2 separate regions of the Homo sapiens genome follow, and region 1 is linked to region 2. The links are chromatin loops, found by intact Hi-C in ENCODE. Cell type or tissue: endothelial cell of umbilical vein. All regions are shown on one strand.

Evidence for each region. A loop is a pair of places that touch in the nucleus more often than their neighbours do. Peaks named below come from ENCODE experiments on the same cell type or tissue, not always from the same donor. Only the 100,000 strongest peaks of a DNase experiment are listed, where the experiment ranks them.
Region 1: it touches region 2 in a loop (5-fold over the local background); 11 of 110 quality-filtered maps call a loop at or near these places.

Annotation. Positions count from the first base shown.
Region 1 is chr12:94,712,674-94,717,673 of GRCh38, forward strand. No RefSeq gene overlaps it. Among named protein-coding and RNA genes, the nearest start is that of TMCC3, 65 kb to the left of the region's middle. In endothelial cell of umbilical vein, no CTCF peak of the experiment used is centred here; a DNase peak (open chromatin) is centred at 1,888; H3K27ac peaks cover 1,722 bases.
Region 2 is chr12:94,544,312-94,549,311 of GRCh38, forward strand. It overlaps the pseudogene SUCLG2P2. Among named protein-coding and RNA genes, the nearest start is that of MIR5700, 15 kb to the right of the region's middle. In endothelial cell of umbilical vein, a CTCF peak has its summit at 2,057; a DNase peak (open chromatin) is centred at 2,090.

The sequences.
Region 1 (5,000 bases), 170 kb after region 2:
AGCCTCCCAAAATATTGGGATTACAGGTGTGAGCCACCGCACCTGGCCCCCTCCTCTTTCTTTTATTAATACAACTACTGGTCTAAAGAAACTGAGAATGCATGTCCCAAGCAAGAAGTCTGGAGACTGAGAAATCAGCGGCCCCCTCTTGTCTAATTAGGCCAAGAGCTGAGCATATCATACTCACAAATGAAAAATCACTGAAAGAACTTCATTAATTGGCTAGGGTAGAGCTGCAGTGGGAGTGGAAATTATTTTTCCCAGGAGCAGCAGGGCAGAAAGATTCAGCTATGGAAACATCTGTCCTACTGTTAGGTGCTGCAGGGCATGTTGCAGAAATTCCCAGGACCCATCAATCAAAGCAACCCTACTGGTAAATACTTTCTCTCCTGTGATGTGAATCCTCAGTGGCCTCTGGCCTGCCCTACTGGCCATTTAGAATTACCAAGCCCTCCTTTGGAACAACACTGTTTTCTGAAGCTCTTCCCTTATTCTTTTATCCCTTCTAATACATGCGCAGCTGGAAACATTTAAAGCTTCAAGCATAGTTTAAATGAAAAGTGTAAGTAAGGCCGTGTGTTGATTCTTAAGCTCCAACTCTCCTGATTACGAGGGTTAGACAGTCTCTGCCATGACTCTGTGTGATCTGCAGTGGCCACGGTGTACTCACTGACACTGAAACAGCAAACACTGGAACACATCAGGGTGACCTGAGACACTCAGAGCCAAGTCCACCACACAGTGACAGCTGCTGTTTGGGAAGCTCATGATTGGCATTCGAGTTGGCTATCATTTTACGGGTTTAAAATGTGCAACCCAAGCATGACGATGTTATTGTTTCCATCAAGCTGTAATTAACCTACGAATTAACCACTGCTACATTGATTCAATTCAAGGCTATCTTAGAAAGAGTTTGATCCCAACTTTTGGGATTAGAAACTCGTTCTCCGCTTTTTTCCCAACAAAGCTCCTCCTCCTCTCCAAATTATATATTTTACCAGTTAGAAGAGTTATTACTTGGTAGCCTTCTGAAATGATACATGCAGGATGGGTGGGGCAGTGGGAAGTGTGTGGAGAAGGTGGCCCATGTTTCTTACCAGAGGACCACAATTGATTTTGATGCTATCCCTAATGAACACTCAAAGTTTGCAATATTTATCTTCCTAGGCCTCAGCCTTCTCATCTGCCAACTTTCTTGGGGAATGAGATAGATGATCTCAGAGGTTCCTGTACTGCACCATCAGCACTTGAAACGAAAGCACCCAAAAAGGTGAGGTGGCATCTAAAAAATCCCAAAGTTTGGTTGTTTTGAATATTACTGTGGATTTGAGTGTATGTGTTTTGATCTTTCACAGTGCTTTTCTTAGGAAAATGCTTAGTAAATACTTGTGGAGCTGAGCAACCTTTATCTCTAGTCCAGCTGCCTATAAGACTGTGTGTGTTCAGTTTAAACATTAAAGGACAGTTCAAGTATGAAAATTTGCAGACCATCCCATTTAAATATATTCAACATGGACTAGTGTCTATTATTCTTTATAGCAAGCTAAGAGGAATGTGTAGTTCTTTTTCAGTTGGGGAGATTTTAAAAATTACACAGAAAGTCCTAGTTTAAACTAGAACTAGTTTAACCTTGAGCCTCTCAAGTTTGGGCAGATTGTGAAGCCAGCCAAAGAGGGCTACGAATCATGCCATGGTGTCTAGGGAAATAGCTTTGCCTTTGCTTCACTGCAAGCTTTCCGGTTCCCTCCTTTATTCCACAGAACATGATGCGGTCACAACAGGTGCCAGATGCCCCATCTGTCCAGAGATTGCTTTAAGCACATCAGTCTGGGCAGCTGCGAACAGAATCTGACCTCATTCACTTTATATGTAGTCAGTTAGCATGTGGTCGGGTTAGACTACATCATGGACAAGAGCCCTAACAAAAAAACATCCTGAGCAGTCTGTGACCAGGTCTGAGTCATTGTTTTACTTCCAGCAACAATGTCAATGCTTAGGATATAGTAGGTACTCACTCAATCAAGGTTAGCTGAATGAATGAAGTATGACAGCTTTCATCAGTGTTATGACAACATGGCTGGGAGAAAAGATGATCTACGACTATGAGTTTGAATTGAGGGTTACAGAGCCTAGCTTGTAGCACCACATAGTTTTTAGTTTTAGACGTCATTCCCAATTGAAAGGTTTATACTAAGAACAGGCATACACAGCAAGAAGCTAGCAATATATTGAGATTTTCATAGCTTTAAGTAGAGCATATGTACATAAATATGCACATATGCACATTGGGAAACCTATACTTTCACTCACTAAAGCAAACTTCATGATAAATAACTAAAAGACATAAAATTGATTTAACAAAAATAGCCCAGGGGATTTCTTTTCATCACAACTGAACACTGCAAGTAACAGAATAAGATTCATTCCTAAATGACTCTAGACTCACTAGACTCACTACAAGTGAAATTTCATCCCCCAAAATACCAACACACAGCAAAAATTTGATCAGTTTTAAGTCTAGAAAGAAATTAGTTTGGACCCCATGCTGCAATATCACACTGTATCTGTTGAAAGCCCTTCAACATGTTTCACAGCTTGAAACATCAACCGATTCCAGAGATATTGATGGCTAACAATAATTAAACATCTTTTTTTTTAACTGGAAGCTACTAATAAAATATATCAATAAGGCTGGGCACGGTGGCTCACGCCTGTAATCCCAGCACTTTGGGAGGCTGAGGCGGGCAGATTACTTGAGGTCAGGATTTCGAGACCAGCCTGGTCAATACGGTGAAACCCCGTTTCTACCAAAAATACAAAATTTAGCAGGGCATGGTGGCACGCACTGTAATCCCAGCTACTCGGGAGGCTGAGGCAGGAGAATTTCTTGAAGCTGGGAAGTGGAGGTTGCAGTGAGCCAAGATCATGCCATTGCACTCCAGCCTGGATGACAGAGTGAGACTCCGTCTCAAAAAACAAAAACAAAAACAAAAACAAATCAATGAGCCAATAGATTCCTTAGTAATTCCATAATGAGCACACATTGTGGAGTTGGACTGAGTTTAAATCCAGATTATACTGTGCTCTCTTCGGCAGCACATACACTAAACAAAACAAAAAGCAGATTACATCACTTTTTAGCTGTGTGATTTTGAATAATCAATTTAACTTCTCTGTGCTTCCCATCTATAAAAGGGGGAGAATAAAAGCATGTACTTCATAAGGTCATGGTAAGTATCAAATGAGATAATTGACATAAAAACTTTTAGGAAGGAAGTTAGCACATGGCAATTAATCAGTAAATGGTTTTTATCATTATTACATCTATCCGCAAAACATGTCCATTTAACAAATGCTCGCCATTCTAATCATAACCCCATCCTTCCTAAATGCTCAACCTCAGTGTTTCCACCAGCACAATACCAACAGGAAAACCAATTTGTCTTGCATCCCTGTTCCCAAGTGCCTGATACTGTGCCTGGCCCAGAGTTGAGTAAGTCCTCACTTAATACCAGCCATAGGTTCTTGAAACTTTGACTTTCAGTGAAACAGCTGAATTGGTATGATGAGACCAATTTTAAGAGTTAAATTCCTACATATTTCTGGTCAGAAAAACATCAACAAACTTCTAAGTAAAGAACCAAAACACTTCTATATTAAACACTGAAATCAATGTGAGCTAAATATACACTTAAGAAAGATTAATGAAAACAAGTAAGATAATTAGTTACCCAGTTATTCCAGTTCAGGGTTTTATGTGGCTGGAACCTGTCCCGGCAGCTCAGCTCAGGGTGCGAGGCAAGAACACACCCTGGACAGGACACATCCCATAGCAGGGGGCACTCACACCCACACCCACACTCACACTCACTCAGACTGGGCCTATGTAGACATGCCAATTCACCCAATGTGCACATCTTTGGGATGTGGGAGGAAACCAGATTATCCGGAGAAAACCCACGCAGACATGGGGAGAACGTACAGCCTCCACACAGACAGTGGCCCTGGCCAGGAATCGATTTGTTTCATCATCAATGCAATAACAAAACAATGTTGAACAAAATGACGTTATTCAAGGACCCACTATAGTTGCTCCAAAAATATTGGGTAAGATAGTGAAATGATGATAGCAATATTTTAAAGCACTTAAAAATACATCACAAAAAGTATGATATTCACTGTGTTCCTTAAGGGTTAAGGGAGAAAGAGAAGGAATTCTAAGCTTAGATTGCTTTTCTTTTCCCACGGGGATGGAAGGGAAATGAACAACAGCAGATACTGAAAGGTGCGCTGGAATTAAATTGTGTCAATTCCCCAGCATAATAAAAACAGAAAGTCCATTCTGGAGCCAAGGCTGATCACCTATTCATCCACTCTATTTTTTTTTTTTTTAAAAACCACTCTCTCACACAAATTCTCTCTCTTACCAATATACATGACTCACTAAGAATTCACATTACATGAAATCACAAAAAAGCAATAGGAATTCAATAAGGCATTTTCTAACTCTCACAAAAGTTTGGCCCCCAGACAGTCGGCAACAGAGAGTGCTGAATTTCCAACGGATTTACCACTGCTGTCTGACAGCAAGATCCTGTGAAAGAGGTTGGGGCTGACGCTTTGATGCTTTGTATGGGGAGGGGATCCTGCGCTGGGAAAGGGTCTTAATCAGACCAGTGTGAGCTGCCCACGGCTTGTAATTAAGGCTCTTCCTGGCCAAAGCCCACAGAGATGCCAGGCTTCAAGTACAGGTATTCAGCACAAAAAGCCAAAATTATCCCCCGGAGTGCAGAGGTTACACGGTTACAAAAGCCGAGGATTTTTTTTTTTTGTCCTCTTTAGAGAAATAAAATCATGAACTGCTCCGATATAAAATTAAATGGCAAAATGTCCATGATATAGCAAGCTCCCTTTCCCAAAATAAAGTTGTAGACAATATGTATTAGTGAGTCCATTTAATTAAGCAAAGCCAAAAACCAAACCCTCTCCACTATCCCCTT
Region 2 (5,000 bases):
GGCTACTAGTAAAAAACAAAACCAAACAAAAACAAAATAGAAAATAAGTGTTGGTGAGGATGTAGAGAAATTGGAGCGCTGTTGGTGGGAATGGAAAACGGTGCAGCTGCTGTAGAAAACAGTATGGCAGTTCCTCAAACATTTAAAAATAGAATTAGCATATGATCCAGCAATTCCACTTCTGGGTATATACTCAAAAGAACTGAAAGCAGAGTCTTGAAGATATATTTGTACACCCATATTCATAGCAGCATTATTCATGAGAGCTAAAATGCGGATGCAACCCAAGTGTCCATTGACAAATGAATAGATAAGCAAAATGTGACACACATATATATATATCACATGATGGAATATTATTTAGCCTTACGAGGAGGGAAATGCTGATATATGCAACACAGATGAATCCTCAGGACATTCTGCTAAATGAAATAAGTCAGTAATAGAAGGATAAATTACTGTTCGATTCCATTCGTATGAGCTGCAATACTTAGTCAAAACCACAGAGACAGTGAAATGGTGGTTGCCAGGAAGTGGGTGGGGGGCAAGAATGGGGAATTAGTGATTAATGGGTACAAAGTTTCAGATTCGCAAGATGAAAAAAGTTCTAGGCTGGGTGCAGTGGCTCACGCCTGTAATCCCAGCACTTTGGGAGGCCGAGGTGGGTAGATCACCTGAGGTCAGGAGTTTGAGACCAGCCTGGCCAACATGGTGAAACCTCATGTCCACTAAAAATACAAAAAATTATCTGGGCACAGTGGCAGGTGCCTGTAGTCCCAGCTACTTGGGAGGCTGAGACAGGAGAATCGCTTGAACCTGGGAGGCGGAGGTTGCAGTGAGCCGAGATCGCGCCACTGCACTCCAGCCTGGGTGACAGAGTGAGACTCCATCTTAAAAAAAAAAAAAAATTATGAAAAAAGTTCTGGAGGTAGACGGTGGGGATGGCTGCACACCAATATGAATGTACTTAGTGCCACTGAATTTCACACTTAAAAATGGTTGAAATAGTAAATTTAATGTTATATGTATTTTACCAGAATTTTAAAAATTGGAAAATGACAACTGAGCTGGCTAAGATTGTTATTTTGAAACAAGACACATTTTTTAAGGCCTAGCTTCAGCTCATAGTCCACCAGTTTGCAACCTCTGTTTTAACACTTCCTTGTTTTCTAGTCATTTCATGTGTTCATGTCTTACCCAACTAGAAGGTAAAATTCCCTGGAAGTAGGAACTGTGTCTTAACCTTCTTTGGTATCTTTCAAAGTGGGTACTTGGAGCTTTGCAGTGGGCAAATCACAGTTGCCCTGCTGAATACTGGATGATACCCACACACTCATAACTAATTATTAGACACTGCCATGCTGTACACAGAGCTGTGGCCACATGGGATTAATTGTAACATTTCAAGAATAAGAAGAGAGCTTTTGAAGTACAAAAAGAAATTCATTCTGACTAGCAGGTGGGGATGGTGTGTCAGGAGAGACGAGGGTGAAGAGGGCAGGGAGACGGGAAAGGGGCCTTATAGGCCACAAGAAGGGGAAATGGGAAATTGCCACAGGCTGTAAGCAGAGGGTGACGAGATTGGATTGGATTTTGAGATAAATCATAAAAACTAGAGCCTGGAACGCCCCTGCTAAGAGATTCAGGAAAATGGTAAATGCCGCTTGGCAACAGCTCTCCAGGGCCACATGTGAACACAAACACACTTGTTTGTGTTCAGCGAATGAGGAGGTTGGGGACATAGGGAAGAACTAGGGGAACTCGGGGGGCTTCAACAAGAGGAGTGAGGCAAATGCACACCCCCTTCAGAGCAGGGGCTGTGTGCGCACGTGTGTATGTTGCGTGTGTGCAGTTAGAGTGGGGGTGATTCTTAGGTGGGTCTAGGCAAGCTGACACCCTAAGTTGCAGACCATGGGCAGCAGATGGAGGCGACGCTAAAGTCCAGCCATCAGACCCTCCGTGCTCCCCTGGAACACCTGTAGGAAACCCTGAGAACTCCAACTTTAAAGGGATCCAAGACACTGTAGCCAGCACAGTAACCCGTGGCAACCCCTAGAGGTTGCTATAACCTCAGCAATGGGGAGCGTTATACCGAAGGAACCTGCCGGTTCCCCAGACACAAAAATGGCTGAACCTTGGTGATCACAGCACATGACCAGGAACCGCCAATACACTCATGGAACTGTCCCGCTGACAATGTCTAGAGGGAAAATGCCCTGTCCTCTAACACCCTTCTCTGAGGGGGAAAAAAGCCACATTAGAAGAAGTGATATGACCAAAAGACAAGCTTTCTCCAAAGGCCAATGGCCTTGGAATGTTTATTAAGTGTTTTGTCTGTTTGCTCAAGTGCTATCCTTCAACACCGGGACTAGAAACAATTTCTTCAGAAATAACTAACCAGCCACAATTAGTAAAACTTCATAAAGCCTGGAGAATACTGTCATCAGAAGAGCTACATTTGGGGCAGTCTGGGGAAGGGTGAAGTGTGAGGATGGGGACCATTATCTCCAGAGGTCTAGTGATTAAGAACTGGGTGACTCTGGACAGCTGGTCCCAGGGACTTTGCACTTGTGGTGGAGGCTGAATTCGTCATTCCCAATCCGGATGCTATGCAATCATCGTCAAGTACTCCAATCCATCTGCATGTCTGAATATGGATGGGGATGCTCTGCACTGTCCCCATCGGCCGCTGGGTCCTCCACTCTCTCTCTGCTCTGGATCTCTGGATCTCATCTTTCTACTTCCTCTGCAGGTGGCATCATGGGGACTGTCTGGTGACTCCCCTAAGCAACCAGCATCAGACACTAGAAACTTCCAGTCAAGTCTCCTGGTCCCTGATTCCAACCAGACGACCACATCTTCACCCCAGGATGGACTTTAGACCTCAGCAGCAGAGACAGCCATACTTCCTGTGTGACACTGGGGCAACCACGTTTCTCACAGGCCCCCAGGTGGGGCTGAGATGAGAGCAGGCCATCTGAAGGTGCACAAAATAGGCAGGATGGGATGGAGGCCAAGAACATCCCAGTGAAATGGGTGCTCCCAATTTGCATTTGGGAAAGAAGGGCTCCCACCTTTCCCAAGCCCTGCATTTCACATATTTTGCCCCTATTCTACTCTACACTCAACCCCCAACTCTCTGAGTTCCACTCCACATGACCCCGCCCCCATCTTAACTTGCTGTGTCCTCACCCTACTCCACAGATCCCTGCCTCCCGTGCCTTTGCTCCAGGTGAGGCCATACACTTGGCGGAGGCCTATTTGCTGTGGCCATTTTGACCCAGGGAATGTCTGATGTGACCATTTGAAAACACTCTCCACAAAATTGCTCGAAACACTGTTTTATATTAAAAATTCAAAGCAGGCCTAAGTGAAAAAGACAAACAAGGGACAAGGGATGTGGGCCTGATGACTACTGAATGTACTACTTAGTAACAATAATTAAAAACTAAATATTTAATAGTTTGGCTTTCCCCCCAGCTACCTAAAAAAAAGCAAACAAACAAAAAAACTGCCTCTCAGACTAAAATAGCTGCTTCAAGAGCGCCACATCAACATGTGATAAGTTTGCTCACATTGTTACCTTCATCTTCCTACTCCCTGTGTCAATTACAAATGGCTTATGATGCAACTAATGGCCATTATCAAAGGCATAAGGAAAGACATTTAAGACTTCACATCACAAGAAGTCTCCAGACAGATGATTCCCAGCATTGACTCAACTGCTCAACGGGGCTCACAGAGACCCAGCTCCTGTCCGGCTTTCTTCTGCCATCCTTAGCTGCTTGGCTTTTAGTTCTCATTCTCATCACTTCATGGTTGCAAGATGGCTGCCACGGTTCCACGCATCACATCTTCACACAAGGCAGGAAAAAAGGGAAAGGGGCAGTAGTTAAAAGGCTGTTAGAGTGCTAGGTTTCCTGTTTAAGATAGCGTCCCCCATGGCAGCGCAGGCCTGGAAGCTTCTGCAAGCCCTAGCGCTGCTGCCCCGCTTCCTGGTGGCCAGGTCCCGGGCAGTTCAATTAACCTCCAGAAGATGGCTGAGCCTGCAGGAATGCCAGAGCAAGAAACTGATGTCTGATAACAGAGTGACAGTTCAAAGATTCTTTGTAGCAGACACTGCGAATGAAGCTCTTGAGGCCGCTAAGAGACTAAATGCAAAAGAAATTGTTTTAAAAGCCCAGATCTTAGCTGGAGGAAGAGGAAAAGGTGTCTTCAATAGTGGTTTGAAAAGAGGTGTTCATTTAACAAAAGACCCTAATGTTGTGGGACAGCTGGCTAAACAGATGATTGGGTACAATCTAGCGACAAAACAAACTCCAAAAGAAGGTGTGAAAGTTAACAAGGTGATGGTTGCTGAAGCCTTGGACATTTCCAGAGAAACCTACCTGGCAATTCTGATGGACCAGTCCTGCAATGGCCCCATGCTGGTGGGCAGCCCCCAGGAGGGCATCGACATTGAAGAGGTGGCTGCTTCAAACCCAGAGCTCATTTTTAAGGAGCAAATTGACATTTTTGAAGGAATAAAGGACAGCCAAGCTCAGCGGATGGCAGAAAATCTAGGCTTCGTTGGGCCTTTGAAAAGCCAGGCTGCAGATCAAATTACGAAGCTGTATAATCTCTTCCTGAAAATTGATGCTACTCAGGTGGAAGTGAATCCCTTTGGTGAAACTCCAGAAGGACAAGTTGTCTGTTTTGATGCCAAGATAAACTTTGATGACAATGCAGAATTCCAACAAAAAGACATATTTGCTATGGACGACAAATCAGAGAATGAGCCCATTGAAAATGAAGCTGCCAAATATGATCTAAAATACATAGGACTAGATGGGAACATTGCCTGCTTTGTGAATGGTGCTGGGCTCGCCATGGCTACTTGTGATATCATTTTCCTTAATGGTAGGAAGCCAGCCAGCTTCTTGGATCTTGGAGGTGGTGTAAAGGAAGCTCAAGTATATCAAGCATTCACATTGCCCACAGCTGATCCTAAGGTTGAAGCC